Regions from separate parts of the Homo sapiens genome. Here region 2 is linked to region 1. A link is a loop called in an ENCODE intact Hi-C map of the cell type or tissue named here. Cell type or tissue: PC-3. All regions are shown on one strand. Links, peaks and the distances in the headings refer to the core of each region. The heading gives the core; the rest is flanking DNA.

The links. A loop is a pair of places that touch in the nucleus more often than their neighbours do. Peaks named below come from ENCODE experiments on the same cell type or tissue, not always from the same donor. Only the 100,000 strongest peaks of a DNase experiment are listed, where the experiment ranks them.
Region 2: it touches region 1 in a loop (6-fold over the local background); 3 of 110 quality-filtered maps call a loop at or near these places.

The regions. Positions count from the first base shown.
Region 1 is chr17:78,742,449-78,749,803 of GRCh38, forward strand. All of the region lies in intron 1 of CYTH1 (cytohesin 1), which reads right to left. Among named protein-coding and RNA genes, the nearest start is that of CYTH1, 36 kb to the right of the region's middle. RefSeq lists enhancers at 6,466-6,525, 6,586-6,655. In PC-3, for the core only: CTCF peaks have their summits at 3,085 (motif pointing left) and 3,289; no DNase peak of the experiment used is centred there.
Region 2 is chr17:78,677,277-78,684,631 of GRCh38, forward strand. CYTH1 (cytohesin 1) reads right to left here. Exons shown (of 14, transcript NM_004762.6): 12 at 3,695-3,766; 13 at 2,914-3,068. Among named protein-coding and RNA genes, the nearest start is that of SCAT1, 49 kb to the left of the region's middle. In PC-3, for the core only: no CTCF peak of the experiment used is centred there; DNase peaks (open chromatin) are centred at 3,335 and 3,845; H3K4me3 peaks cover 1,363 bases; H3K27ac peaks cover 1,993 bases.

The sequences.
Region 1 (7,355 bases), core at 1,678-4,177:
CTACTTGGGAGGCTGAGACAGGAAGATCGCTTGAATCTGCAAGGTTGAAGCCACAGTGAGCTATGATTGTGCTGTTGCACTCCAGCCTAGGCAAGAGTGAGACCCTGTCTCAAAAATAAATAGGCCGGGTGTGCTGGCTCACGCCTGTAATTCCAGCACTTTGGGAGGACAAGGTGGGTGGATCACTTGAAGTCAGGAGTTTGAGGCCAGCCTAGCCGACATGGTGAAACCCTGTCTCTACTAAAAATACAAACGTTAGCTGGGCGTGGTGGTGGGCGCACCTGTAATCCCAGCTACTCGGGAGGCTGAGGCAGGAGAATCACTTGAACCTGGGAGGCAGAGGTTGCAGTGAGCTGAGATGGTGCCACTGCACTCCAGCCTGGGAGACAGAGCAAGACTCCATCTCAATAAATAAATAAATAAGTAAAATAAAAAATAAAGTGCTAGCCTAGCCACAGCTAAATGCACAGTGTGGATTATCATTTAAAACACACGCCAACTAGACAGACATAATGTAGTATTTTAATGTCTACGCTTCTGTGGTGTGGTGGTGTCAGAGCTTCTGTTGTATTTATTTAGTGTGGGCATTTGTCCTGTGAGTTACTTAAAAGTATTCCTTGGCACTTAAAAAAAGTAATTGGAAAATGTTGCGTAACTATTTTTGTAGAGACAGAAAGATGTCTATGTTATACTGTTAAATGAAAAAATCATGTAACAAAAATGCATAGACTATAAAAATGAAAAAAGAAATAAGCCAGGAAGAATATATACTAAACACATTAACAATCATTATCTCTGGGCGGTGGGATGGTAGAGAATTCTCCCATCATCTCCGTCCACTCACCAGCCCCTCCTTCTCTGTTCTCGTCCACAGTACACCAGACTCCACACTGGTCTCCAGCCAGCAGTCTTACTTTCCAGCTTCGCTCCCGTGTCATGGCCTCTGAAGCTGTCTACCTAACACAAATCCCAAATCTCAAATCCCTGAAACATGCCCAAATCCTAAACGTTGTGAGTGCCAACATGACACTCAAAGGAAATGCTCACTGGAGCATTTTGGATTTCCAGTTTTCAGGTTAGGGATGCTCTGGCAAGTACAATGCAGGTACTCCAAAATCCAAAAAAATACTGAAATCTAGAACTTGTCTGGTTCCAAGCATTTCAGATAAGAAATACTCAACCCATAGTCCTTTTTGATAGCAGCCTATTCTTGTTTCATTCATTTAATATCTGAGACTCTTAAGTATATACTTTTTAAGGCTTTCTTCTACATGTCCCATGACCTGTTTCCTTAAACTATTTGCTCTTTTGCTTGCTAACACTGAAGATTTTCCTTAAGTCTCTAGCAAGCATAGTCTACTTCTTCTCATTTAAGAGTGACACACTAATAACCTGGTTAAAAGCCGTGTGGTAGGCATGGCCTATAGATTGATGTGTGGCAATGTAATATGATAAGGCAGTAATGTGTAGAGACCCCACATGTGGGGCTCGGTAGCTTATTTTTGCTTAGACTAGTTACCCAAAGAAGTATTCTCCAATCCCCTACCTGGGCTGTGTGGAGTGTAAAACTGACCACCAGTATTTGTGGGGGCTACACTGAGGAAGAAAGGATGGGAATCTCACAGTTAAATATACGGGCTTTTTCGGTGCTGCTTCTTGGTTGGTATTTTTTAAAATAAATATAGATTTTCACTCGCTCTCTGTATCTTCACAGCCTTCTTCAGAAATTAAACCTTCATGTTTACCAGAAGTGCAAGAGAAACTGCCTTGCTGCAGGAGATGGAGAGGAGACCTGGAAATCTTAACTGCCAACAATGAACACTTTCAAACCACCCTCGTTTCCTTATCTCCATTCTCAGAGGTGCTGGGTACCCTGCAGCCTTTCTGGAATTTGGGGGTAAATCATTTTGCTTCCTGGTATCCTCTCTCTGCAGCTTAGACCTTTCCTAACAAGCTGCCAAATGGGAGACAGCTTAGGGCATACAATCACGCAAGTGTCCTCCAAAGTCCCGAAGAACATCTGCAAGGTGGGGTGGAGCATAACAAAGACTTGTCCAGCCTCTGCAGGCAGAAATCCAGACACCTGGACACACTGCACAATTCTTTCAAAGGTTCCTTCTACTTTGGTTACCTAAAAAACATAGAGGTATACTATTTTTGTGTATTGACATAAATGCATCTATTAGACCTTGGGGGAAAAAAGAGTTGATGGCAAAGGATATATGTAATGTGTCAACAAGAATTCAAAGAACTTGCCATTCCTTGACATAGGCTTACCTTGTACCTAGCAAAGCAAGCTATGGGATTTCTGATCACATTTGCTAGTACATACCTTCATGACACAGACTTTTTAGCACTTTTGTTATCAAAAGAAAAACTCAAAACCGATTAGATGTCAAAAAAAAAAAAAAAAAGAAAACCTAAACCATATCCTTTGTTTTATGTACACAATTTGCATTTACTTCAATTTTTGCCTAAGGACCAGTAACTCTTGCAAGAAAAAAAATAAGAGAGGTATGCATCACAAAGACTGATCTTATTTAGTTTCTATCAAGAAAATCCATGACCAGTTCCATAACTTGCCACAAAACTGAAAAACTGTGTGGTTTTGAGTATGTACATTTTGGGGATTTTTCTTTCTGAGAAGGGGGTCAAGAGCATTGGTCAGATGCTCAGAGAGGACCCTTGAGCCAGGACTGCAGTCTCCTGTGCACCGTGGAGCCTGGGAGCATTGGGAAGACCTCGAAGAACTCTGGTTCAAGTAATTGCTACTTTCTGGAGGCAAAAGAACAGTGCCCCTTCAGGACCCACCATCGCCAACCTCACCACAGCCCTCGGAGGCATCTGGAAACATGTCAAAAAGACTTTGGAAAGTATTAATTTGACATATTCATGATGATAAGGTAAACAGAAATAACCTCCTCCATAAAGACAAAGCAGAAACAGCACAATTTACAAGCGAGAAAGAATAAGAAGAAACCTGAAATTGAAATAAACTTCACACTACTCCTAGAAGTGGTTGCTACAGTAGTTTTAAACGCCCTTTAAAATAAAGTCAAAAATACTGAATGTCATAAATTCCATCTGTGCTGCCCTCTGCTGGCTACATGAAAAGATTGTTAAAAGATTGACATAGAAATTGCACCAAAAAATTCCATTACCTGGCTGGGCGCAGTGGCTCACCCCTGTAATCCCGGCGCTTTGGGAGGCCGAGGCGGGTGGATCACAAGGTCAAGAGATCTAGACCATCTTGGCCAACATGGTGAAACCCCGTCTCTACTGAAAATACAAAAATTAGCCAGGCATGGTGGCACACACTTGTAGTCCCAGCTACTCGGGAGGCTGAGGCAAGAGAATTGCTTCAATCCAGGAGGCAGAGGTTGCAGTGAGCCGACATTGTGCTACTGCACTCCAGCCTGCCAACAGAGCGAGACTCTGTCTCAAAAAAAAGAAAAAAAAATTTCATTACCTTTTGAACATATATAGGGAGAGGAGAGGCAATTCATGTTCTACCCAGCGCATGTGCCAGTTCCTATGTGTATATTCACCAGTACTGATTTCCTGAAAGGGCTTTGTTAATATCAACATTGGTTTGCCCTTTGTCCACACACACTGGCTAATTTGAGGGATAGTGATAATAGGCTTCTACTATACAGGCAGACATAGGCAAAAAACTATATACACAATAAATAATAAGTAACATGCTAGAAAGTGATGGGTGCTATGGGGAAAAGAGAAGTATGTGGCAGGGGGTGGGGTCAGGTATTGTTAAGTTTTAAATAAGACGGTCAGAACAGGCATCACTGCAAAGATAAAATTTAAACCTCAGTTACTTCTTCCTCAACTCCTCCAAAAAAATATTCAGGATTCTCTTTTCTAAAATTCTGAGGTATACAAAATACATGTATATTCTTCTCTGAACCTCCTCTATTCCTCACCATGTAGACTAATGAAATTACGCAACACCTGCAAGATTTTATTACAAAGGCCACTTTCCCACAAGGAGACCCGAGCTCCAAGACCCACAGTGACAGTGCGGCGACCGAGTTTCCTACTTCCTCTGTCTTCCTAGGGTAAAAGTATCACTACATGGTAACCTGAGATTCTCTTACTTTCCATCTGAAAGAGCCTAACACTTTTAGAATGCCGACTCTCCCATTTTCTAGCTGCTCTTCACATATTGATTTACTCATCAGAGTAATAATTTGAAAGGCCAGGTGTGATGGCTCGTGCCTATAATCTCAGCACTTTGGAAGGCCGAGGTGAGAGGATCACTTGAGCCCAGGAGTTCAAGACTAGCCTAGACAACATAAACAGACTCCGTCTCTACAGAAAACTAAAAAATTAGCTGGCTGTGGTGGTGCGTGCCTGTAGTCTCAGCTACTTCAGAGGGCGAGGCAGGTGATGACCATCTGGGCTCAGGAGGTCAAGGCTGCAGTGAGCTGTCATCACCCCACTGCACTCCAGTCTTCGTGACAGAGTCAGACTCTGTCTCAAAAATAATAATAATAAAAGTGTACACTGATTTATTAAAAAAAGATTTGACTCTTTACCATGTGTTCATTCTAAATGATGTCTGTTGAACTGTGCCAAGCACTATGTTAGCCAAGAGCTAGACCTACAAAGGTCAAGAAAACAAAGTATCTCCCTCTTCAAAACACAAGAGTTCATTGGAGGACACAGGTAATGGCAGCGCCAAAAAAAAAAAAAAAAAAAAAAAAAGAAAAAACTACATGGCATGCTAAGGATCAGGCTCTGAAGGCCCAGAGTATGCCAGGCTCGTAGAGTAAGAATAGAAAAAGTCCCTGGGAGGGGTGGGAAGATAGTGGCACAGGTATACTAACGAGGGGAGTGACTTTTAAGAAAATGCACACTCTCAGCAGCATTCTCTGGTATTTAGGAAGAGATCTGGGGAGACTCAAATACTGCACTGCGGTCCCAATCTTGAAGGATCTAGAGGTCAACATCTGCGGGGAGGAGGCACTGTCTGGGAGAGGCAGGACATTTTTAGAGAATACTATTCAGTGATTTTAGCATGTTCACAAAGTTATGCAACCACCACCACTATCTAATTCTAGAACATTTTCATCATCCCCAAAAGAAAACCCCATACCCCATAGGAGTCACCCCCATTCCCGCATCCCCAAACCCCTGACAACCACTAATCTACTTTCTGCCTCTACAGATTTGCCTAATACATGGCCTTGTGTGACTGGTTTCTTTCACCTGGCACAATGTTTTCTATGTTCAGCCATGTTGCAGCATGTGTCAGAACTTCATTCCTTTTTATGACTAAAGAATCTTCCCTTGTAGGGACAGACTTCATCTTCTTTACCCACTCATGAGCTGATGGCATCTGGTTGTTTCCACTTTGGGGTTCTTATGAAAACTGCTGCTATAAGCACGTAAAATTTTGTGTTGTATAGGATCTTTAAAACTATATCTATGTTCCACTTTGATTAAAATAAATTTCACAGTATTTTTGGCCCTTGAGCCCCTATGCTCGGGTCCACTCTCACACTGTGGAGTGTACTTTCATTTTCAATAAATCTCTGTTTTTGTTGCTTCATTCAAAAAAACAAAATAAAATAAATTTCACAATATTTTCTACTTTTCTGAACCCTACCCATTATTCAAAGTCCAGCTCTGCAGCCTCCTCCCATCACATGGCTCTCTCACTGTCCGCCACTGCACCCCACACACCGGAAACAAACTAAAGATGCTGACCCACATTTGTGGTAAGTTTCACCTCTAAACATTCTCTGATTCTGAGAGCTACGAGTCCTATCATCAAAAATGAAAACTCTATGGAACCAGCTTGGCGTGGTTTTACTGGATCACTGAGTAGTCATGCCAGGTGTCCCGTCAGCTGGTGTAAGTATTGATCATCCTGCTGTGTGATTAACAAATAGTTTCAACACAGTCCTGGGTCAAAGGAAAATGTTTACACATCCAACAGGCCCAGGTTACTGTAGGGGACAACAATGCCTAGGTTATCAGGAAAGCTCACTGTTTAACTGGATTCAAGGAATAAATTATAAGCACCAGCCATTTAATGATAAATACAATTGATCTTTCTAGTACTTTTATTACTTGAGAGAATACAGGAGAATTGTCTGAAGAAGGGGGTAAGGGAGATTATTCAATTAATTCATTGGGTTTTCTGTATACTTCTAAACCAAATTCAGTTAGGAATTTTTACCAAAAAATTCCAGCCTTAATTCAAGGATGTTTATGAAAGCAAAGTTCTCTGATCAAATAAGAGTAAGTAAAAACGGGTGGGCGGGAGGAGTGTGCTTGCTTTTGTCCCTTGTTGCTTTGGAGATCTACTTTGATACAGGAGCACTGCAGATCCCCTTCCTGTTTCCTTTGCTCTCCTGCCTTACTAATTATATATCACCCCTTCCTTGCAAAACCACAAGACCAAATGTTACAAGTTACAAAATTGGTGTACTCCACCCATCCTTTACTCAGCTGACACAGAGCAAACTGAACCAGCGCGGTCCTGCCACAGCCCTGAAGACGGAACCATCACATGACAGAGGAGCTTGCGAGAAGGGCCCAACACACCCACATACTGTGTGAGGCAGAGCAAAGGTGGCAGCAGTAAGACCACCAAGGTCAGCCAGTCCAAACTTCTTGATACCTGTTATTGATTTAAAAACAAACTAGGCCAGGCATAGTGGCTCAGACCTGTAATCCCAGCACTTTGGGAGGCCAAGGTGGGAGGATCACTTGAGCCCAAAAGTCTGAGACCAGCCAGCACTTTGGGAGGCGAAGGCAGGCAGATCACCTGTGGTCAGGAGTTCAAGACCAGCCTGGTCAACATGGCGAAACCCCGTCTCCACTAAAAATATAAAAATTAGCCAGGCATGGTGGTAGGCACCTGTAATCCCAGCTACTCGGGAGGCTGAGACAGGAGAATTGCTTGAACCCAGGAGTCAGAGGTTGCAGTGAGCAGAGATTGTGCCATTGCACCCCAGTCTGGGTGACAGATTGAGACTCCATCCCCCCTACAAAAAAAAATTTAAAAATTAGCCAAGTTTGGTGGGTGTGCCTGTGGTCCCAGCTACTCAGGAGATTGAGGTGGGAGGATTGCTTGAGCCCACAGGTCAAGGCTGCAGTAAGCTATGATCATGCCATTATATTCCAGCCTGGGTGACAAATTGAGATCCCTGTCTCAAAAAAATAATAATAACAAATAAAAATAAAAAAATAAAAAAAAACCTAACTAAGCAGAAACCATTGTTTAAAATCTAATTATCTTGCTTTAGAAGGCAGGTGGTTTCAGAAAAAAAGAACTCTAAAACAATCTATTTTTGAAGTGTTTTTTTCCCAAGATTTTCTCCAAGCTT
Region 2 (7,355 bases), core at 2,582-5,081, 64 kb before region 1:
GGGTAAGCTGGGGGGTTCTGCAGAGAGGTGCGTGTGGCACTGCCCTGTGTGCAGAGGCAGAGTGTCAGGCGATGAGGGGGGCTGGGCTGCGGTCGGACACCAGGCCCCAGGCCCGGCCCTGCCTGGCCCTGCCTGCTGCTTCTCAACTCCCGCTTCCTCACATGCAAGCTGGAGATGCCCCACCTCCACCTCCCTGGGTTCCGGAGAGTCAAAAAGAGATCCCATATTCAAAGAGCACATCTCAGCGCCTAGCCGACACACTCGATGGCAGCCGCTGTTACCGCTGACACGCAGTTCTACTGCTGTACCTCTGGGTACAGCGTGAAGAAAGTCCCAGCATTAGAGAACACACCTGATTCTACAGAACCGAATGCTGGGACCACCCACACGCAGGGGCACTAGAACTGAGGGTGCTGGGAACTCCAGGAAAAGCACTTCGTGAGAGGAAAACACGTCCTGAACTTGACCTCGAAAGCCTTTCTGGCAATACTGGGGAGGAGGCATCCACCAGCCAGATCATCTTCCTGCTCCTGTTGTCACCAATGTTTCCACTGGGAGGAGTATCTAGGGCCAAGGACAGCTGAGGCTGCACGGTGGTTACCAGTGCAGCTGCATGAGTCACACTGCTCAGGTTTGAGGACCAGCTCCACCTCTGTGGGGTTTTGGACAACTTACTCAACTTTGCTGTGCCTCAGTGTCCCTCATCTGTGAAATGGGGATAATCCTAATGGTCCCACCTCGCACTGGGTGCAAGAAGGTTTGAGGACAGTGTGCCTGCAGAGTGCCAAAGGGGGTGTCTGCAGATCCCGAGGCTGAGGCCAGCCCGCTCCGGGACAGAGCAGAGGAGTCCAGCAAGCCCACAGGAGAACTTGGCACTCACGCTCATGAAAGGATTGAATGATTCTAAATGTGACTTTGAAAAATGCTTAGTTTTTCTGACTATAGAAGTAAAAACCATATGAAAGACACATGTACAAAACCAGCCAAAACTGTTTTGAAAGACCAGTGAGGGAGGACAGGGAACTCGCCAGCCAGCACAGTCAAAGGACACCACGATGCCACAGGGGGAGGGGCGGGCGGCGCTCACGCTGGGAGGCGCGGTGGAGCAACAGGTGCATGAAGCGTGGTGGGGGAGCTGGGTACACTCTAAGGAGAGCATATGAAGTCAGTGGGGGCGATGCCAATGAATCCATAAATGGTGTCCGGACCATCAGCTATTCATTCATGAGAACAAACTTAAACCCTTACTTCAAATCTTATATAAAAAATACATTTCATAATGATTCAATAAATTTTTTTTTCAGTATGTTAAAAAAAAGGATACCGGTCCCCCACAACACTGCTGTTTTCTTCCCCAGAACACAGGGCTGGTGCCATTACTGGTAGGGGACTCTGAAAACACCGTGGCACCGCGTCTGCTCAATGGAGGGTGGGCTGGCCCCCGCTCAGGGCCACACTTCCCATGATGGCTGTCATGCCAGGGAAGCTGCCAAACCCCATGCCCACTACACAATCTCATTTAATCCTCAAAAGAGCCCCATGAGGCAGAAATGACCTCTATCACACAGAAGAGGTAGGTTACCCACCTACCAGGCACTGCGCTCAGAGAGACAGAGCGAGGAGTCTCAGCGCAGCGTGACCTGGCGCCAAATCCATCCTCTCTCCAGCTGGTTCCTGTCTGTTTTCATTGCATGAATTTTCAGATTACTTTTGAGAGGATAAATCATCTATTCCTTTCCCTCCATCATCACATCATCTCCATCTTCAGTCAGTTTTAAGGTATTTAGCTTGGGCCAAAACCTACACTGGTCTGAGTAGAAATACCAAAAGATAAAACAAAGGCTAGAGGATATTGCACACCCTCGGGAACGGGGCTGTAGCCTGGGTGGGAGAAAGCCCGTCACACAGTACACAGAGGACTTACAGGGACCTTCGCAGTCACCTGTGGGCACATTCTCCCTGTCTTCCAGGTGAAGTCACACAGGCAGCTGAGGAGTCTTTCTCAGGAAAACAGCTAGGTGAACTCTCATGGATGAAGCACCAGGAGGGAGAGGGCAAGGCTGTGCTCTTAGGAGAAAGGATCACTGAGAGAAGGCAAAGTCAGAATGCTCACTGCTGACCCTCGCACAGGGACTGGAGGGAGGAGAAAGCATCACTGAGAGAAGGCAAAGTCAGAATGCTCACTGCTGACCCTCGCACAGGGACTGGAGGGAGAGCCAGGCAGACCAAGTCCCAGGGAAGAACATTAAGCAAGAGAAGCCAACTGACTTTAGAAAGCCATGTTTCCAGATACTTGTCACATGAGGAAATTTCCAGCCCCGTGATAGACCTTACATGGCGTGGCCCAGTGGAGCCAACAGAGCCGAGAGGTAGGAGTCAGAGGCCTGGACTTGGGAGCTCCACTTCTTAGCTGTGGAACCCTGAGGAAGCTTCTCCCTCCTCCCGGACCTTGGATCACGGTATGTGACTTCCAGCAAATTTCTTAACCTCTATGGGCCTCAGTTTCCTCATCTGTAGCTAGGAAAATGGTGTCTCACAGGATTCACAAATTACAGAACATGACTACTATCTCCTCTGAGCTGTCACTATGAGAATGAGAGCGGCTTCGTCAGACACAGAAAGACCAGTTGAGCAGATGGCATCTGTGTGGGTAGCTCACTCGCCTCTTCCTATTTTGGGTCTATGAGGACACGTGGGGAACCCAGATGGGACGTGCTCTCTTACATATGCTATAATAGCCAAGAATCCAAAGGCCTCCTGGGAAGCCGTCAGCTGGGAACCAGGACGAAGCTTCCCTAAGAACTTGGAGCACAGAAGAGATGCGGGCGGCATGTTTAACCACTAAGATGATCAACACCTGGTGAGGTGAGGGCTGCACCAGGCGCGCACTGCCCTTTCTCAGCAGTCACTTACTTAATGCACTTAATCCACTCCTCCTTCTCCTCGGGCGTCGGAGCTGAGATCCGGTAAACAGTGTGGTTCCCCTCCACCACCCGCCCGTCAGCCTCGGTCTTGCAGGCCTTGATAACTTGGTCTTTATTGTCGGGGATATAAAGCTCAAAGCAGTTCTGAGAATCAAAACAGAGAGGGAGAGAGTGGAGCAAAGGAAGCTGTTAACTGAGAAACATGCTGATTTCTTTCCCCAAAACCCCTTTCTTCTGACCTTCACAAAATACAAGGAATACATATTTTCCTGTGGAAAAGTGAAGCCTAGAAGCGGAATTCTAGAGACTGTAAATTGTATAGAAGTCAGTCTCGTTTGCAAACACACCGGCCTGATATAAGCTGGCCCCACTTGCAATGTACGTAAAATGCGGAGAGAACTGCAGGTGACTCACGACTTTAACTTCAAGCCAGTAACATCCTGACAGCCCAAAACAAAGGAAAACTAAACGGGAGGTGTCCCAAGGGTATAAACTACATAGCCCACTCCTGCGTGCTTGCCGCTGCCATTGCAGGAGGGGCAACTTCTACACCCCATGTGACATTCACTAAGTGAAACGATAAAGCAGACAGACGGCACAGGAAGAAGTGATTTCGAGTCTCATCTTTGGCTTGAACAATATAATAAAAAATTAGACTAAATAAAAGCCTGATCACGCTTTTCAGTTTTTTGGTTTTGAGTTTTTTAAAAAAAATCTTTGAAATGCCCATCCCCTTTCTCCCCTCAAAATATCTCAGCAAAAATACTCACTGGTTTTTTGGAGTCCTCCACTTCCCGGATACTCAGATTCTCTAAAGGGATGATTCCACGGGGCTCCTTATCCTACAGAACAGTTGAAGAGAGGAAGTTTAAGATCACAGTTTAAGGACACACACTGTCAGATTCCTCGCCGGTGACTCAGCCGAACTTTCCTGCTTTCTCCCAGGACATGAAGTTCATAAATCAGCCTGAGGGAACTCCTTACATTCTAAACAAGAATAACACCAAAAATGTCTGAGGATTGTCAATATAACTGCTAAGTCCTCCGCGAGTAGAAAGACCAGAAGATTCAACAGACACCGTGAGAGTGTGGCCGGCAGTGACCCGGGCACGGTCCTCAAGCAGGGAGTGTGCGGGCCCCTTTCCCTCTTCCCTTTGCCTGGCTCTCCCACTCACCTCTGAAGCCTCAGTTCTGGGGCAACAACTCCAGGAAGCCTTTCCTAGTTTCACCCTAGCGCCCCGATGCCTGGGACTGCAGCTGTGGGTCTGACCATTAACCACTCACTGCCTCTGTCCATCGCCCCACCGCCAGACAGTACAATCCTCAGAGACACTGCCATCCTGACAACTCCACCTGGATTTCCAAAGGCACCTTGACTCCTGTCCAGAACAGAGCTGCACCCGCCAACTAGTCCCATCTCATCTACAGAGGGCACGGCACCGCAGACACTTCCAGCACACGCCTGACGGCAGTTTCACAGTCCCCTGATATCCAGCCAACCCATGGCCAAGTCCTAGCACTGTTAAAGTCTTTATATTTGGCCAGGAGAATGGTGTGAACCCAGGAGACGGAGCCTGCAGTGGGCCCAGATAGCGCCACTGCACTCCAGCCTGGGTGACAGAGCAAGACTCTGTCTCAAAAAAAAAAAAAAAAAACCAACCAGTTCTATGAGTTCTCTAAAAGCGAAAAAGAGTCTTTCAGCCATTTCCCCATCCTGGCTAGCAACTATTTCCAACTTCTTCAAGCCAACCTGCTTGGTCTTTACCTCTGTATCTCACACATCTCCAAAATACCATATTAGAACTGCCTTTTGACTGCTTGATTTTAGATGTTATCTACAGAAGAGGACTGAGCTCCTCTTACCCGGGCATATTCATATTCCCCGTCCTCCTAAAATAACTATCTGGTCATCTGAGGTAGGGCTATACACAGTGTCTTCATTAACACCACGTTTCTCTTCCGACCTGTGCCATATAGTGAACTTCCTAATTTTTTCCTTCCTGAAAAGCTTCCTTCCCCACTGGAACCAAAATTATGGAGGGTGGAGAAGTGGGTTGTTCCTTTGATTTATATTTCTGTGACCTTACCACCAAAACCAATTGCAAATGGTTAACCTCTTATCAAAATCTCCTTGCTAATGCTAATTTGTATCAGGCATCCTATTAATTTTCATTTCTTGAAGTAATCCTTCCTGGAGCCTCTGAAACCTGTTCCAGTCTGGACTGGTTGCCTTGATACTCGGTAAACTGCTTCATCCTTAACCTCAGCACTCTCCATTCCAGAGCACTCTTCCCTCCTCTCTTGAAACAAGAGGTTTCAAGATCTCTGGTTTCCTACAGCCAAGGCCTTTGTCCTCCACCAGCATCCTGAGAAAGGGTGTGTGGGTGGTAACATTTCTGAAATCTCACTTGGCTAAGAATGTTTCTATTGGACCCTCACACCTGGCTGCTATCTGGCTGTGCCTAACAGTCTAGGCTGGACGTGACCCTCCTCCAAGACTGGGAAGCCCAGCATTCCTGCCTTCAGCATTCAATATCACCCTACACAAAGCTGTTCTGGTTGCTGGTGCTTTGCACACGACTGCCGTCCTCTGTGTCCTCAGTGTTCTGAGGCCCCCTAAGGAGGCAGCCTTGGCGTGCATTCATTTTCAGTCATCATGCAGGGTATTCAGTAAGCCTTCCAACCTGGAAACACATCCATCGTTTGGGGGAGGTTTAAAAAAATTATTTTGTCAAGGGTTACCCCCTCTTTGTTTTCTCAGCTTCTCTGGAACATGCTAGACCTCCTGGACTAGTTCTTCTTTGGAAAATAAAAGTCTTTCCTTTATTATTTTCCCTCTGCCTTTTTATTCTTTCTGGGAGATTTTCTTAATGCTTTTCTTCCAACTTTTCCATTGAGTTTTCACTTCTACCATGCTTTGAATTTCCAGGAGGATTTTTTTTTATTATTTTTGTTCCGTGGCTTCATACAGGATCCTGTTCTTGTTTCGCAGCTGTGATGTCACCTGAGACGGCTGAGTCTCTTCACAGCTGGTGGTGGACCCTTCTTCTTCCTGGACCCCTCCCTCTCTCTCATCCAAGTTGCTCTTTGGCTGTTCGGCTGCTTTGGTCTCTACCTGCTCTCAGCCGGCAGGAATTCCTCAGGTATCTGGGACTCCTTGGTTGTCCCATTTGAAGAGTGGAAGACTAAGAGCTGACTGGGACCTGAAGCCTGTGCACTGTGACCATCTACAAGGGCCCTCTCACTAGGCTGTCTGCTGGGGAATCTGACTAAATAACCTCACGCATCTCTTCTTGGGCAGAGAAGTTTCCCACTCTGTCTGCAAGCTACAGACCTGGCTACCTGTGGTTCTGAGAGCTGAGTGAGGAGAAGCTGGGGGTGGGAGAAGTCCTCAGCATTCGAGAAGGCTGCATTTACCCCACACTCCTGTCTGGGGAAAATGCCCCCACCTTCAACTGGGCCTAGAGTCCCTCATCCAGAAATGCTTGGTCAGTCTCTCCTGTGAGCGAGCACTCAGACTTCTGCCTGGGTGGTGGGGACAGGCCCTCAGGGGCATGAGGTGAGGGCAACAGCTGGTCTGTTTCCTAAACAGTTCTCAGCCAATTCTGCTTCTGGTTTTTACCCTCCCCATTCTCACTTCTAGGGTTTAATTGGTGCCTGCACCTTTTGAGGATTCCGCTGGGTTAACTGGGTTGAGGCATCACCAGGCGAGCAGGTGGGTGGTCTAAGAGTAATCACACTTTGGACCTCAATAAGTATGTGACATAATGTATACTCTTTGACTGGTGAGGCCTGCGGCATCCAGGTTACATATGCATGATGCACATTCTTGATGGAATATGATTTTAAACCAAGATGATTTACACCCATGCTCTTCAGCCTGGGAGTGGGGACCAGGTTATAAGAAGACCCTCCTGGTCACCGGGAGAACCCACTGGGGATTCTGGTATCCTTCCTGGCCCCCCCTCTTTCCTGCTCCATCCTGCAGAGCGTGGCCCTCCTCGCTCTTCTCAGCACACTCATCCTGCCACTTGAGAATTGGCTTGAGTGAGCCAGCATCGCAGACAGGTGCTCACGCTATCCCTCAGTGCTGGAGTGAAAGAAGAATGAGAACCACTGATGGAAACAACTAAACGTTAAGCTGCTGGGCAGCAATGTAAAATCCCAAATATTAAAAAGGCCCCTGCCTAGAACTTTCACTGGACTCTGGCAGGCCTAATAACAGGCAGGCTGCACCCCTCAGTGATGACTTGTGTGTGCCCAATAACCACTCCCTTCCCCTGTGAAGAGGGAAATAACCGAGGCCAACGTCTTTGGCTTTTTAAATTTGTCTTTAAGAACAATCACTGTTGCTGTAAAAATACGAATTGCTTATTATAAAGAACTAAATATTGTAGAAAAGAATACAGGTGAAAGGTTTAAAAATACTCC